Regions from separate parts of the Homo sapiens genome. Here all the other regions are linked to region 3. Evidence: chromatin contacts called from ENCODE Hi-C or POLR2A ChIA-PET data. All regions are on one chromosome and are shown on one strand. Each heading gives the region's core, a stretch centred on a gene start or an enhancer-like site at or near the end of the contact. The rest is flanking DNA. Distances are from core to core; before and after follow the strand shown.

Region 1 (2,911 bases), core at 397-2,896, 110 kb before region 3:
GACCCGTTACTTGGCTGGTTGATGTCCCAGGCAATAAGGGTGCAGGTTGTGTCTTGTCCCAGGCCCCTGGGCCCCTGGCCCAGAGCTGACCCAGCCCCTGCACCCTGACCCAAGAAGGGGTCAGCCCAAGCCACCTGAGGGGTAAGGGGGGTGAGGGCACAAGAAGCCCCTTTCTTTGTTCAGCCCCCAGTGCCCAACCCTGGTGCAGATGCTCACATAGTTGGTGTAGATGAGGGAGATGTATTTGCAGCGGAGGTCCTCCACGCCGTCATTCACCATGTCCACCAGGGCTGCCTCCTGCTGGTCCTTCCCATAGAGCCCTGGGGTTGGGTGGAGGGGAGCAGGCCGCGTGACTGGGCGCCTGATCAACACACAGTCACTGGGGATGGGCCAACCAGGGGGCTGTCTGTGAGCCCCAGCCTGGGAGGAGGGGAAGAGGATGTGCGTGGAAGGATGAGAGACTGCCACACAGCAGGTGCTCAGAGCTCACCTGACACCTGGGAGGCAGCCTGGCACAGGGCAAGGATTGCAGGCACCCAGGCTTGACCTTGGGCAAACTACGTAACCTCAGTGGGTCTCAGTTTCCTCCACTCCAGAGGGCTGCGGGGCAGCTGATTTAAACAAAAGGGCTCCGGGGGCAGAGGCTTGCCCATGCCTGCCCTGGACTTGGAGGTTCAAGACTCACCAAGGGTGCGGCCCAGGTGACGCAGGATGGTATTGGACTGGTACAGGGTGAGGTCTCCGTCCTGGAACTTGGGGAGCTGCCCGTATAGCTGTTGGGGGAGGCATGGCTCAGGGAGGGGCACTGAGCTTGGGCGTCCCCCGATCCTAGTCACAGCCCCCTAAGGCCCAGCACCCCCTCCCCTTGCCCGGGCATGGTCACTTACGCAGGAGGCTTTGAGTGAGCCCTCCTGCCACGTCTCCACGGTCACCACCTCCTCCTTCCAGCTCTGGCCCTGATCTGCCAGCAGCATGCGCAGGGCCGCGCAGCGGCCTGCGGGGAGGGAGAAGTACGAGATGTGGGGACCGGGCCGACTCCGCCTCGCAGCAACCCGGGGAGGGGTCAGGAGTGCAGGGAGGGAACAGGGAAACAGGTTCCTCCGAAGATTTCACACAACACTGGGGCGGGGAGCAGGCATGGCGGGAGAGGCGGGGAACAGGAAGGAGGCCCGGGGTAAAAGCCACACGACGGAGGGATAAGGGGGTTCGGATCTCTCCGGGTGGGCGAGGGGCTGTGGGCTGCAGCCCCAGCCCCTGCCTCCCTTCCCTGCCAGACACATGCTCCTACCTCGAACTGGGAAATAGACCACGGTGTAGGGCGGCACTGCAGCGAACAAAGAAAAGTTTGCTGGAGCCCGGGGGAGGATGCCAAGGCGCGGTGAGCGCAGTCTGCCCCCCCTCCCCGCCCCCGGGGTCCCATCCCTCCCCGAGGCGCTCCGGGCCCCCTGAAAGCCGCTAACGGCACTGGGGACGTCCTGGGTCCCCTAGGCCCCCGTCCCGGGTCTCGAGGTGGGCGAGGAGCCCTGCCGGGAGCCCGGGCCTGATGCTGCGGGTTGGCCCCATGCTGGGAGCTCTGAGCCCCATCCCCGGGGACGCGGGCCGCGCGTACTCACTGGTGGCGAAGACTGCGGCGGCGAAACTCCAGCGAAGGCCTCGCGGCCTCCGAGCCTTATAAGGGTGGTCCCGCCCCGCTCCGCCCCAGTGCTGAGTCACGGCGCCGGCCGCTCTTCTGGAGGGTCCCGCGGACTCCCGCCGGCCCCAGCCCCGGCGGCCGCTGCACCCCGGGCGTCGGCCGCAGAGGGGCGCCCTGGAGTCCCCGGAGTCGCCGCGCAGCTGGCCGGGGAAGCCTTTCCCTCTTTCCCAGGTCCCCAGCGGGGCCTAGGGAGTAAACAGACAGCAGGAAGAGGACCGCAGCGAAGTGTGCGCAGCGAACTGGCGCGCCGGGACATCGCGGGGGGAAATTCCCTAAGACCGCTGCGATCCCGGAGCTTGCACACCCGCTTCACAGGGCAGGGGAGAGGGGTGGAGGCCGCTTAGAGGAAAGGAAATTGCTTTATTTTATTTTATTTTATTTTATTTTTTTATTTTATTTTATTTTATTTTATTTTATTTTATTTTATTTTATTTTATTTTATTTTGTGTTATTTTATTTTATTTTATGACGTAGTCTCACGCTGTGGCCCAGGCTGGAGTGCAGTGGCGCGATCTCGGCGGCTCACTGCAACCTCCGCCTCTCGGGTTCAAGCAATTCTGCTTCAGCCTCCCGAGTAGGTGGAATTATAGGTGCGTGCCACATCTGGCTGATTTTTGTATTTTTAGTAGAGACGGGGTTTCACCATGTTGGCCGGGCTGGTCTCGAACTCCTGACCTTAGGTGATCTGCACGCCTCGGCTTCCCAAAGTGCTGGGATTACAGGCGTGAGCCACCACGCCTGGCCGTCCAACTTTTATTTGAAGTTCTGGGGTACATGTAGAGGATGTGCAGGTTTGTTACATAGGTGTGTGCGCCATGATGGTTTGCTGTACAGATCATCCCATCACCCAGGTATTAAGCCCAGTATCCCTTAGCTATTCTTCCTGGTACTCTCCCTCCCCAGCACCCCGCTCAACAGGCACCAGTGTGTGTTGATCGCCGCCATGTGACCATGTGTTCTCATTGTTCAGCTCCCACTTATAAGTGAGACCATGCGGTCTCGCTGGTTTTCTGTTCCTGTGTGAGTTTGCTGAGGCTAACGGCTTCCAGCTCCACCCATGTCCCTGCAAAGGACATGATCACGTTCCTTTTAGTGGCTGTGCCTTAGGCTATTTTCTTTGGCTTTGCTGCCTACTTTCTGTTGATTTGCAGATCTCCATTTATTCTAGATATTGATCTCTTGTTGGCTTTAGACATGACAGACAGCTTCTCCTATTCC
Region 2 (2,913 bases), core at 104-2,603, 120 kb after region 3:
GCAGCAGCCCAGGAGTCTGTGCCCCACCCTCCCAGTATCCCTGGAAGGAAGAACCGGATGGGATCTCTGGAGGGTGATTAGAGCTGGGCTGGTCCCTGTGCTGGTTCCCAGACTCCCACTGGCCAGTACTTTTGCCTCCTGCCAGGAAGTTGGTGAGGGGGAGGCAGCAGTATGGGTGAGTCAGTGATGACAGGAGCCCAAGGGACAAAGGTCATGGGTGGAGAATTGAGAGACATTGTTTACAGCAGTCCACCTCCTCCAGGAGGCCTTCCAATGCTAATCATCCCTGTGGTCCTAACCAATCTCTGACCCACCCTTTCCCTCTTCTGGTAGGAATTATAGCCTCTCACTGACAACTGTGCATCTGTCTGCCTTGTGACAGTGAGCTCCTGGGGTGCAAGAGAGACTGTGGTTTGATTGGGGCCCTACAATGCCTGTGACTATCAGCAGTGATAATCATTTAGCTATACTTCCTACTTTCAAAAACTTTTTGACATCTATTTTAATTAACATGTGGGAAAGTGCTTAGAACAGTACTTGGCACATGGTACGTGCAATGAGTGTTAGGTTTATTATTAATATTTTCTGCTCAGACTCACATTATTGTGAGAGACAGGGCAGATTTTGCCAGTGAAGAACTAGGGATCCAAACACATTGTGGTGGGGGGACCAGACCCTTGCTCTGCCTTCCTACTCAGTATGGAATCTTCCTGACTGGTGGGGCGGGCCGGACACGACTTGGGACCCCAGGAGAGTCAAAACGGCAAACACTTACTCGGACTAAGAGTGGGCAGCATCTTTGGGCACAGACTGTGAGAAAGGAGGTTTCAGAACCCATGGGCTTCTCCAGCCAGGTCTCCTGGGGCCAGTGGGGGTTGGGTGGGAGCCGGGAAGGGGCCTGGATTAGCCCAAACTCTCTTCAGACCTCCAGACCTGCCCCCACAAGGCGGGGCGGGCCAAAGGACCGAGTGAAGGCTCCAGCTGGACTCTAGGGAGTTACAAACTGGCCACGGGGATTAGCGAAGCTGAAAAGAACATTTGCCTAGGAAGGGAAAACGGGAAGTGAGAGGCTGAAGATAACTCTCCTGAAGTCTCTCGGGACCCACAGCAGACCAATGGGGGCCGGGGAAGGTGGTGAAGTCGGGGCATCCCGACAGGTCCCCCGCCCCAGCCTGCCCCTCCTCCCGCGGCCCACAGCTGAGGCACCGCCCCGCCCCTCACCCTACACTGCCTACCATTGGCTAGCGCCAGGGCCCCGCCCCGCATAGGCGGCCTGCCATTGGCTGAAGTCTTTCCTGTTTGCGTGCTTTTGGGGGTGGGGGAGGCGTCCCTCCCTGGACCCCGGCGACTTCCTCTCTCGGTTTGTCTGGGTCATCTTGTCTGCCCGCCGCTGGCCTGGCCCCGTCTGTCTCTCTCAGCAGCTGTCTTTCTCGCGCCCACTGGCCGGTCTCTCCTCTTCCCCGCAGTTGCCTCCTTCTCTGCCTGCCTGGGTGGCCGCCATGGGCCGGAAGCGGCTCATCACTGATTCCTACCCGGTTGTGAAGAGGAGGGAGGGGCCCGCTGGGCACAGCAAGGGGGAGCTGGCACCCGAGCTAGGTCTCTGAGGTGTGAGGGAGGCAGGAGGAGTGGACACGGAGGGGCCTAGAGGAGGCCCCTAGAGGGGCGGAGGGGCCGATGGAAAGGGAAAGGTGGCCTGTCCTCCCCTCCCGACACCAGGTCTAGCTGCGGGGTGGCAGAGGCAAAGCGGTGGTGAGGAAGGCTGGGAGGTGAGGGGCAGGAGACTGAAGCCAACCTCGTACTGAAGAGCAGCTGTCATTGCAGGGGAGGAGCCCCAGCCCCGCGACGAGGAGGAAGCGGAGCTGGAGCTGCTGAGGCAGTTTGACCTGGCCTGGCAGTACGGGCCCTGCACCGGTGAGAACCCACCCAGCCCCACGGAGGCGCCTCTCCCAGCCAGTCACCCACACGTCTCTGAAGTCACCCAAGCGCTTGCGTGACTCTGACCCTCAGGAACTGTCTCCCCCCAACACACACATTCTCCAGCTCAGACTCTACCCCACCCCCCACAAGTCTCCAGAGTCTTCTTCCCACCCTGGCAGGGATCACACGGCTGCAGCGCTGGTGTCGGGCCAAGCAGATGGGCTTGGAGCCTCCCCCAGAGGTGTGGCAGGTGCTGAAGACCCACCCCGGAGACCCCCGCTTCCAGTGCAGGTCAGAGACAGGCCGGGAGGGCTTTCAGGGGAGCCAGGGCCTTCTCCAGGCACTGTCACCCTGCTGTCCTGACCTGAGGGAGAAATGGATGGAGGGTTGGAAGGCCTTGCTGAACAGGCAAGAAGATTCTATGAGGTGCCTGGCTCAGGAGGACACGCCACTATAATAATTCTTTTTTTTTGAGACAGAGTCTTGCTCTGTTGCCCAGGCTGGAGTGCAGTGGCGCGATCTCGGCTCACTGCAAACTCCGCCTCTCGGGTTCACGCCATTCTCCTGTCTCAGCCTCCCAAGTAGCTGGGACTACAGGCGCCCGCCAACACGCCCGGCTAATTTTTTCTATTTTTAGTAGAGACAGGGTTTCACCGTGTTAGCCAGGATGGTCTTGATCTCCTGACCTCGTGATCCCACCCACCTCAGCCTCCCAAAGTGCTGGGATTACAGGCGTGAGCCACCACACCCGGCCAATAATTCTTACCTCTACAAGCTAGTGGGGGGCAAAGGTACACCCAGGACCCAAGGAACTATCTATTTAGAACTGAGGGGTTTCCCAAGGACTATGGGCATGGCCAAGAATAAGCTGGTGAAATCAGATCCAGGGACTCAACAACTGATTCTCTGTTTCTCTCTCTCTCTCTCTGGGGTATCCCTCCCTCCCACCCCATCTTCCACAGTCTCTGGCATCTCTATCCCCTATGAGGCACCACG
Region 3 (3,229 bases), core at 730-3,229:
CGCTTGAACCCAGGGGGCGGAGGTTGCAGCAAGCCGAGATCTTGCCACTGCACTCCAGCCCGGGTGACGGTGCGAGACTCTGTCTCAAAAATAATAATAATAATAATAATAATAATAAGGCAGGGCACTGTGGCTCATGCCTGTAATCCCAGCCTCCTCGGGAGGCTGAGGCAGGAGAATCACTTGAACCCAGGAGGTGGAGGTTGCAGTGAGCTGAGATCGCACTCCAGCTTGGGCAACAGAGCGAGACCCTGTGTCGAAAAAAACAAAAACAAAAAAGAACTCTTGACTAAGGTCCATAAAGCTCTCAAGGCTCTGGGGCCCATCTACTCCTCCCAGGCTCATCAAGTCGGCCTGCCCCTTTCCTTGCTGCTCAGCCACACTGGTTTTCTCACATTCTTCCTCCACAGGCCAAGCTCCTTCCCACCTCCTGGCCTTTGAACGTGCTGTTCCCTGGTGCCAGGAAAACACTGAACCTTGCTTTTCTCACAGCTGGCTCCTTCATCATCGGCATTCCTGCTCAAATGTCACCTCTTGGAAAGGTCATCTTTGAGTACGAAATCTAAAGTCAGTTTTGCATCACACAGCACTTGAAACTGTCTCATTTTGCACTGTTTTATTCACCACTGTATCTATAGTGCCCAAAACAGTGTTTGGCCCTAAATAGATGCTTAATAAATACTTGTGGCAGAAATGAATGAGGGGTTTGCCAAAGTCCCAAGTACTTACAAGTGGTAGAATGGGGATTTGAAACCAGGTCCACCTAATTCATAGAGTACTTCTGCTCTTCCACCCCCACCGCCCCCCACCACGGTTCATTTTTTTTTTATGGAGTCTTGCTCTGTTGCCCAGGCTGGAGTGCAGTGGTGTGATCTCCACTCACTACAACCTCTGCCTCCAGGGTACAAGCGATTCTCCTGCCTCAGCCTCCCAAGTAGCTGGGATTACAGGCACTGGTCACCGTGCCCAGCTAATTTTTGTATTTTTAGTAGAGACTGGGTTTCACCATGTTGGCCAGGCTGGTCTCAAACTCCTGACCTCAAGTGATCCACTCTCCTTGGCCTCCCAAAGTGTGAGCCACCGTGCCCTGCCAAGAGTTCAGATTTTATTCTAAGTGCAATGGAAAACCAAGGGAAGGTTTTTTTGTTTGTTTTGTTTTGTTTTTTGAGACGGAGTCTTGCTCTGTCGCCCAGGCTGGAGTGCAGTGGCTCAATCTCGGCTCACTGCAACATCTGCCTCCCGGGTTCAAGCAATTCTTCTGCCTCAGCCTCCCAAGTAGCTGGGACTATAGGCATGCACTACCACGCCCGGCTAATTTTTGTATTTTTAGTAAAGACGGGGTTTCGCCTTTTGGCCAGGCTGGTCTTGAACTCCTGACCTCAAGTGATCCACCCGCCTCGGCCTCCCAAAGTGCTGGGATTACAGGAGTGAGCCACCGAGCCAGGCCAGCAGCAAAATTTTTAAAAAGGGTTTTCAGAATAACACACGCAGATAAAAAGATTTGTTTTAAAAGATCACTTCGGCTGCTGCGTGGAGACTGACTGGAAATTGGAAGACACATAAGCTCTCTGAGCCTCGGTTTCCACATTTGCAAAAATGGGGAGAGCACCCCTCCGGTGCGGGGCTGTTGTGAGTAAGGTGGGGAAACAGTTCCCAGGAGTCTCCTTGGCACTCGAGGAACAGGCTGCGGTGCAAAAGGCCCTGTCAGGGACCTGGAGGTTGGGGCGTGGAAGCCCCTCCAAGCCCCCGCACATACACGCCTGGGGGATGTGTCCGAGCCCGGCACGGGCTGTCGCTTGCCATGGCGGCCACTGAGTGGCGTCACGGGGCGGGCGCGCTCCGTCTGGAAGAGGCTCCCACCCATCAGCCCGCTCAGGGCTCGGCAACTCTGGCCTGCTTAGGGCGGACGGGGGCGGGACCGGCGCGTGGGGCGGAGCCAGGGTCGGAGGGGCGGGGCATGCGGGGGCGGGGCAGCGGCGACGCTGGGTGTGTGGGCGCAGATGGCGGCGGCGCACGGCGCCTGAGCGGGCCGGGGCCATGAGCGCCGCCCGGCCCCAGTTCAGCATTGATGATGCCTTCGAGCTGTCCCTGGAGGACGGGGGCCCTGGGCCCGAGTCCAGCGGGGTCGCGCGCTTTGGGCCGCTGCACTTCGAGCGTCGGGCCCGGTTCGAGGTGGCTGACGAGGACAAGCAGTCCCGGCTGCGCTACCAGGTGAACCGCCCGGCCCACCTAACCCCCTGCCCCCGGCCGGACGGGACCCCAGGCCGGGCCCCAAAGGCCTCAACTCGGGGAAGCATCTGCCTAGAGGCCCCAGCTGAAGCGCGAGACCGCCCCCCCGCCCCGCGGACGTGACTCTTGATCCAGAGCCCTGCCCAGGCCCTCCCGGTTCCCATACCGGGCCCCAGCCAGCCGGGAAGAGCCCAGTGCCCGGGCCCGGGAGCTCATCCCTCAGCTCCAGCTGGGGAACCCAACCGGATTCCCCACTCATCCTGGCTACTCGCACCTGGCCCCCGCTGGGTTGGGGGAGCTCCTCTGTATCTGAACCAGACCTTGCCCCACACGCAGGAGCATCCCCTGTGCCCCAGGCCAGCTAAGCTGATGGGAACCCGCACGCCTTTCTCTATTCTGAAAGCCCTCTCCCTAATCCCACCACCACCCCTAAGAGCTGGAGCTCCTCTCACATGACCAGTCCTTGCCCACCCTTTGGCTCCCACTAAACCAGAAAAACCCATTTTCCCAGAAAACCTCCACCAACCCTAGGCTGCTTTTCTTGGAGACCTGGACCAGAACCCTGTGCCTTGAACCTGGGAACTCTGGGCCTGGCCTTTCCTGGCACCCCAATTCCCAAGCTCCCATTCTAGGCCACTGAATGAGAGCTCCACCCTAACCCAAAGTTGGGAGCTCTCCTTTCCCTGGGATCTATGCAGGCTCCTGCTCCCCAAAGCCCTGGCATCCACCCACCTCCTACCTGGTTTCTGTGAATCACCAAACCCGTTCTGCGGGGAGGGCAGAGGGCCAGGTGAACAGCTGCCAGGCGGCCAGGCAAATGGTTGTGTAGGCCTGCTTTTCTCTTCCCGGGAGGGAGTGAGGAAGGGCCCCAGCCCAGCAACCCCCCTGAGACCTGTGTTCTGCAACAGAACCTGGAGAACGATGAGGATGGAGCCCAGGCCTCTCCGGAGCCGGATGGGGGAGTCGGCACCAGGTTAGGGCCAGGTGGGGACCCAACCCT
Region 4 (3,312 bases), core at 685-3,184, 89 kb before region 3:
ATTCTCCTGCCTCAGCCTCCTGAGTAGCGGGGACTACAGGCGCCCATCACCATGGCTGGCTAATGTTTTGTATTTTTAGTAGAGACGGGGTTTCACCATGTTAGCCAGGATGGTCTCGATCTCCTGACCTCGTGATCCGCCCACCTCAGCCTCCCAAAGTGCTGGAATTACAGGCGTCAGCCACCGCGCCCGGCCTGCATCTTTGATTTTCAGAAAACATATGATCCCTTAGGCCTCCTGCCCATTGCAGATTTACTTAGAGCTCAGTCTGAACCCCAATTCCCAGGCCTAGGCAGCTCAAGGCCACTTCCCTCCTCTGCAACAGAGCAAACCAAGCCTGTAGCTTTCTCCCCTCCTCAGTCTCCATCATGGAGAGCCCACTTTCTCACTCCAGTCCTCCTGGGCATTGCAGGGAATCGGCCCGTGATGGAGAATCAGGGTGGGGCATGGACAGGAGGCGGCACCTGGCATAGCCCAGTCCTCCATCTCCTCCTGCTGGTGCCCTCCACCCCTGCCTGCCTGACCCCAGGAAAAGCTGTTCATGGGACATCCAGGCCCTGGGCATAGAGATGGCCCCTCTCTGTCCAAATCACCCACCAGCCTATCTCCAGTCTTCCCTTAGGATTTGTTTTTTTAATATACATATTTTAAATGGAGATGGGATCTCAGTGTGTTGCCCAGGCTCGTCTCAAACTCCTGGCCTCCCACCTCAGCTTCCCAAGGCACTGAAATTATAGGCGTGAGCCACAGTGCCTGTCCAGGAATTTTTGAGAAATAAGTTTTCTCCACTTCATTACATATTGTTTTTATAATGAGCAGTACAGGAAAAAGCTGGCCAAAGGCATCATCTGGGCACAGCAAAGAAGGCACAGAGGGCACCTGAGGTCTTCGTCAGCTAAGCATCCTTTGCCTCTTCCTTTGGTAACAGAACCTCTCTTTCTTGGAGGAACCAAATCCATGTGATTGAACTGAAAGTGACCACTTCTGCCAAGGGGATAGGAACTGCATTCTCCTAGCCAAAGTGATTATTCAGGGAGGGGCAGGACCCAGTGAGCCACGCCAATGAAAGGCAACCCCAGAACTCATCAAAGAAAGCCTTAAAGTGACTTGGCCATATTTGCCACCCTGCAGGTACAGGCTGCCTGAGAATGAAGCCACAGAGAAGTAAGCAGTGTAGAGAAAAAGAATGCTGGCTGGGTGCAGTGGCTCATACCTGTAATCCCAACATTTTGGGAGGCTGAGGCGGACAGACCACTTGAGGTCAGAAGTTCGACACCAGCCTGGCCAACGCGGTGAAACCCCGTCTCCACTAAAAATTCAAAAATTAGCCGGGCACCTGTAGTCCCAGCCACTCGGGAGGCTGAGGCACGAGAATTGCTCGAACCCGGGAGGCGGAGGTTTCAGTGAGCCGAGATCGCACCACTGCACTCCAGCCTGGACGACAGAGCAAGACTCTGTCTCAAAAAAAAAAAAAAAAAGAGAGACAGAGGGAGAAAAACAATGTTTCATGGGGAGGAAGAGTGAGAAATGATGAAGAATTTGATGGAGCTCCTGGATCCAACGTGCGTAAAGCAGAAGCATCCGTTATCTTCCAGTTAACTGAGTCAGCAAATTCGCCTTTGATTGGGTTTCTGCTGCTTTCAATCAAAATCAGCCCAATACAAGTCGAAGAGTGAGAATGAGGAGTGAGCCCCGCCCCTGCTGCTGTGTGTGGCACATTTGCAGGCTCTGGGAGACGCTGGTTAGAGTCAGGGACAGTCGACGCTGTGGACCCCGTAGCGTGGCCTCAGCAAGCTGGAGCTGGGCCCAGGCTTCCCAGAATGAACCAGTAATACAGCAGTCAGTGTGCCTCCCCGCCCTCCTTGATTCCTGAAATAACTGGTTAAATATAAATTGGCCCCACCCCACTGAAGTACTCAAGAAGGAGAAAAAACAACTTAGTGATAGCAGTGTAGTCTCCGTCGAGTGTTTCTGGGCGGCACATTCACTAGAAGTCACGCCAGTTGCAAGTCAGAAACCCGGTGCTGCATGGGGTATGCTGCGTGTTGCCAACAAGTGACTTATTTTATCATCTACATTGCAAACCTAGAAGATGCCTCTTCAAAAGGTGTTGTTCAGAGAACCCCTGATCCCGCGGGGCTGGAACATGGACGTGACAGGGATGGCATCCTTGGCATGGCAGAGAGAGCAGGGGGAGCCTGGGTCCCTAACACCACGGAGTGCCCATTGCTTCGTGCAGAGGACACCGGACTTGTTGCAGAGTGAAAACATACTTCTAGCTTGTTTCAGCTGCTGCGGTTGGGGGACTTTGTAACCTCAGTGGGACTTGTATCTGATTAATATACAACCTGAAGTGAGAACAAGAACCAAAGAGAAGTAGGAAATGGTTAGGATTTTTTTAGCCCCGGAAGGTGAATTTATTTCTGAAAACAATCTTTTGTTTTTCTTTAAATAAAAAGCGGCTTTTTAAAATAAAGAAACAGCCAAACTAAATACATGTTGGGCAAATATGTAAAGACTTTGGGCTGGGCGCAGTGGCTCATGCCTATAATCCCAGCATTTTGGGAGGCCAAGGCGGGCAGATCATTTGCGGTCAGGAGTTTGAGACCAGCCTGGCCAACATGGTGAAACGCTGTCTCTACTAAAAACACACAAAAAAGAGCCGGGTGTGGTGGCACACACCTGTAGTCTCAGCTACTCGGGAGGCTGAGGCAGGAGAATCACTTGAACCCAGGAGGCAGAGGTTGCAGTGAGCCGAGATCGCACCACTGCTCTCCAGCCTGGGTGACAGAGTGAGACCCCTCTCAAAAAAAAAAAAAAAAAAGACTTTGAAAGGGGCCAGTTGTGGTGGTTCACGCCTGTAATCCCAGCACTTTGGGAGGCCAAGGCAGGTGGATCACTTGAGCCCAGGAGTTCGAGACCAGCTTGGGCAACATGGCAAGACCCCATCTCTACCAAAAAAAAAAAAAAAAAAAAAAAAGACTTCAAAGGGACAATAAATTACTAGCCTATCTGTGTCCATATTTCATAGTCTAGTCCCTAATATTTAAAACAAATAGCCTTAAGACGATTTGTGTGCCATTATTATACACCCCTTAAGCATATAAAAAGGTAAAAACATGTTCAGTGTCATTAGGAAATGCAATTTTTTTTTTCAAGATGGAGTTTCACTCTGTCGCCCAGGCCAGAGTGCAGTGGTGTGATCTCTGCTTACTGCAACCTCCACCTCCCAGATTCAAGTGATTCTCCTGCCTCAGCCTCCCGGGTAGCTGGGATTACAGACATGTGCCACTATGCTCGGCTAATTTGTGT

Evidence for each region. A loop is a pair of places that touch in the nucleus more often than their neighbours do. ChIA-PET counts read pairs that join two places held with the same protein, here RNA polymerase II (POLR2A). Pooled maps may share reads with other maps.
Region 1: a map of PC-9 shows a loop between it and region 3 (4-fold over the local background). The contact joins the promoter of GSTP1 here to the promoter of TMEM134 in region 3. A Hi-C loop is called at or near these places in 1 of 168 maps with a recorded cell type or tissue (PC-9), 2 of 37 single-sample maps with no recorded cell type and 11 of 50 pooled maps. POLR2A ChIA-PET finds 5 or more read pairs at or near these places in 8 of 52 experiments (A549, Caco-2, MCF 10A and 5 more).
Region 2: a loop to region 3 is called in a map of B cell, with 12 times the contacts of the local background. The contact joins the promoter of POLD4 here to the promoter of TMEM134 in region 3. A Hi-C loop is called at or near these places in 7 of 168 maps with a recorded cell type or tissue (B cell, CD8-positive, alpha-beta T cell, HCT116 and 4 more), 14 of 37 single-sample maps with no recorded cell type and 23 of 50 pooled maps. POLR2A ChIA-PET finds 5 or more read pairs at or near these places in 20 of 52 experiments (A549, B cell, CD4-positive, alpha-beta T cell and 17 more).
Region 4: a loop to region 3 is called in a map of endothelial cell of umbilical vein, with 3 times the contacts of the local background. The contact joins the enhancer-like site here to the promoter of TMEM134 in region 3. A Hi-C loop is called at or near these places in 1 of 168 maps with a recorded cell type or tissue (endothelial cell of umbilical vein), 3 of 37 single-sample maps with no recorded cell type and 6 of 50 pooled maps. POLR2A ChIA-PET finds 5 or more read pairs at or near these places in 1 of 52 experiments (HEK293).

The regions. Positions count from the first base shown.
Region 1 is chr11:67,582,547-67,585,457 of GRCh38, reverse strand. GSTP1 (glutathione S-transferase pi 1) reads right to left here and starts at 1,646. Exons shown (of 7, transcript NM_000852.4): 1 at 1,614-1,646; 2 at 1,289-1,324; 3 at 888-994; 4 at 686-773; 5 at 217-320. The coding sequence starts at 1,614. RefSeq lists silencers at 1,267-1,416, 1,734-1,876, 1,427-2,046.
Region 2 is chr11:67,351,986-67,354,898 of GRCh38, reverse strand. It overlaps POLD4 (DNA polymerase delta 4, accessory subunit), which reads left to right and starts at 1,353. Exons shown (of 4, transcript NM_021173.5): 1 at 1,353-1,596; 2 at 1,822-1,911; 3 at 2,097-2,208; 4 at 2,880-2,913. The coding sequence starts at 1,500. The coding sequence ends at 2,904. All of the region lies in intron 2 of LOC100130987 (a long non-coding RNA gene), which reads right to left. RefSeq lists a silencer at 1,036-1,285 and enhancers at 1,466-1,515, 1,509-2,090, 2,091-2,673.
Region 3 is chr11:67,468,001-67,471,229 of GRCh38, reverse strand. It overlaps TMEM134 (transmembrane protein 134), which reads left to right and starts at 1,979. Exons shown (of 7, transcript NM_025124.4): 1 at 1,979-2,211; 2 at 3,138-3,202. The coding sequence starts at 2,038. RefSeq lists enhancers at 1,575-1,754, 1,743-2,367 and silencers at 1,905-2,044, 2,255-2,394.
Region 4 is chr11:67,557,218-67,560,529 of GRCh38, reverse strand. No RefSeq gene overlaps it. Among named protein-coding and RNA genes, the nearest start is that of GSTP1, 25 kb to the left of the region's middle. Within about 2 kb of position 1,934, at least 10 of the 41 ENCODE cell types and tissues checked have a DNase peak (open chromatin) inside an H3K27ac peak, as active enhancers do.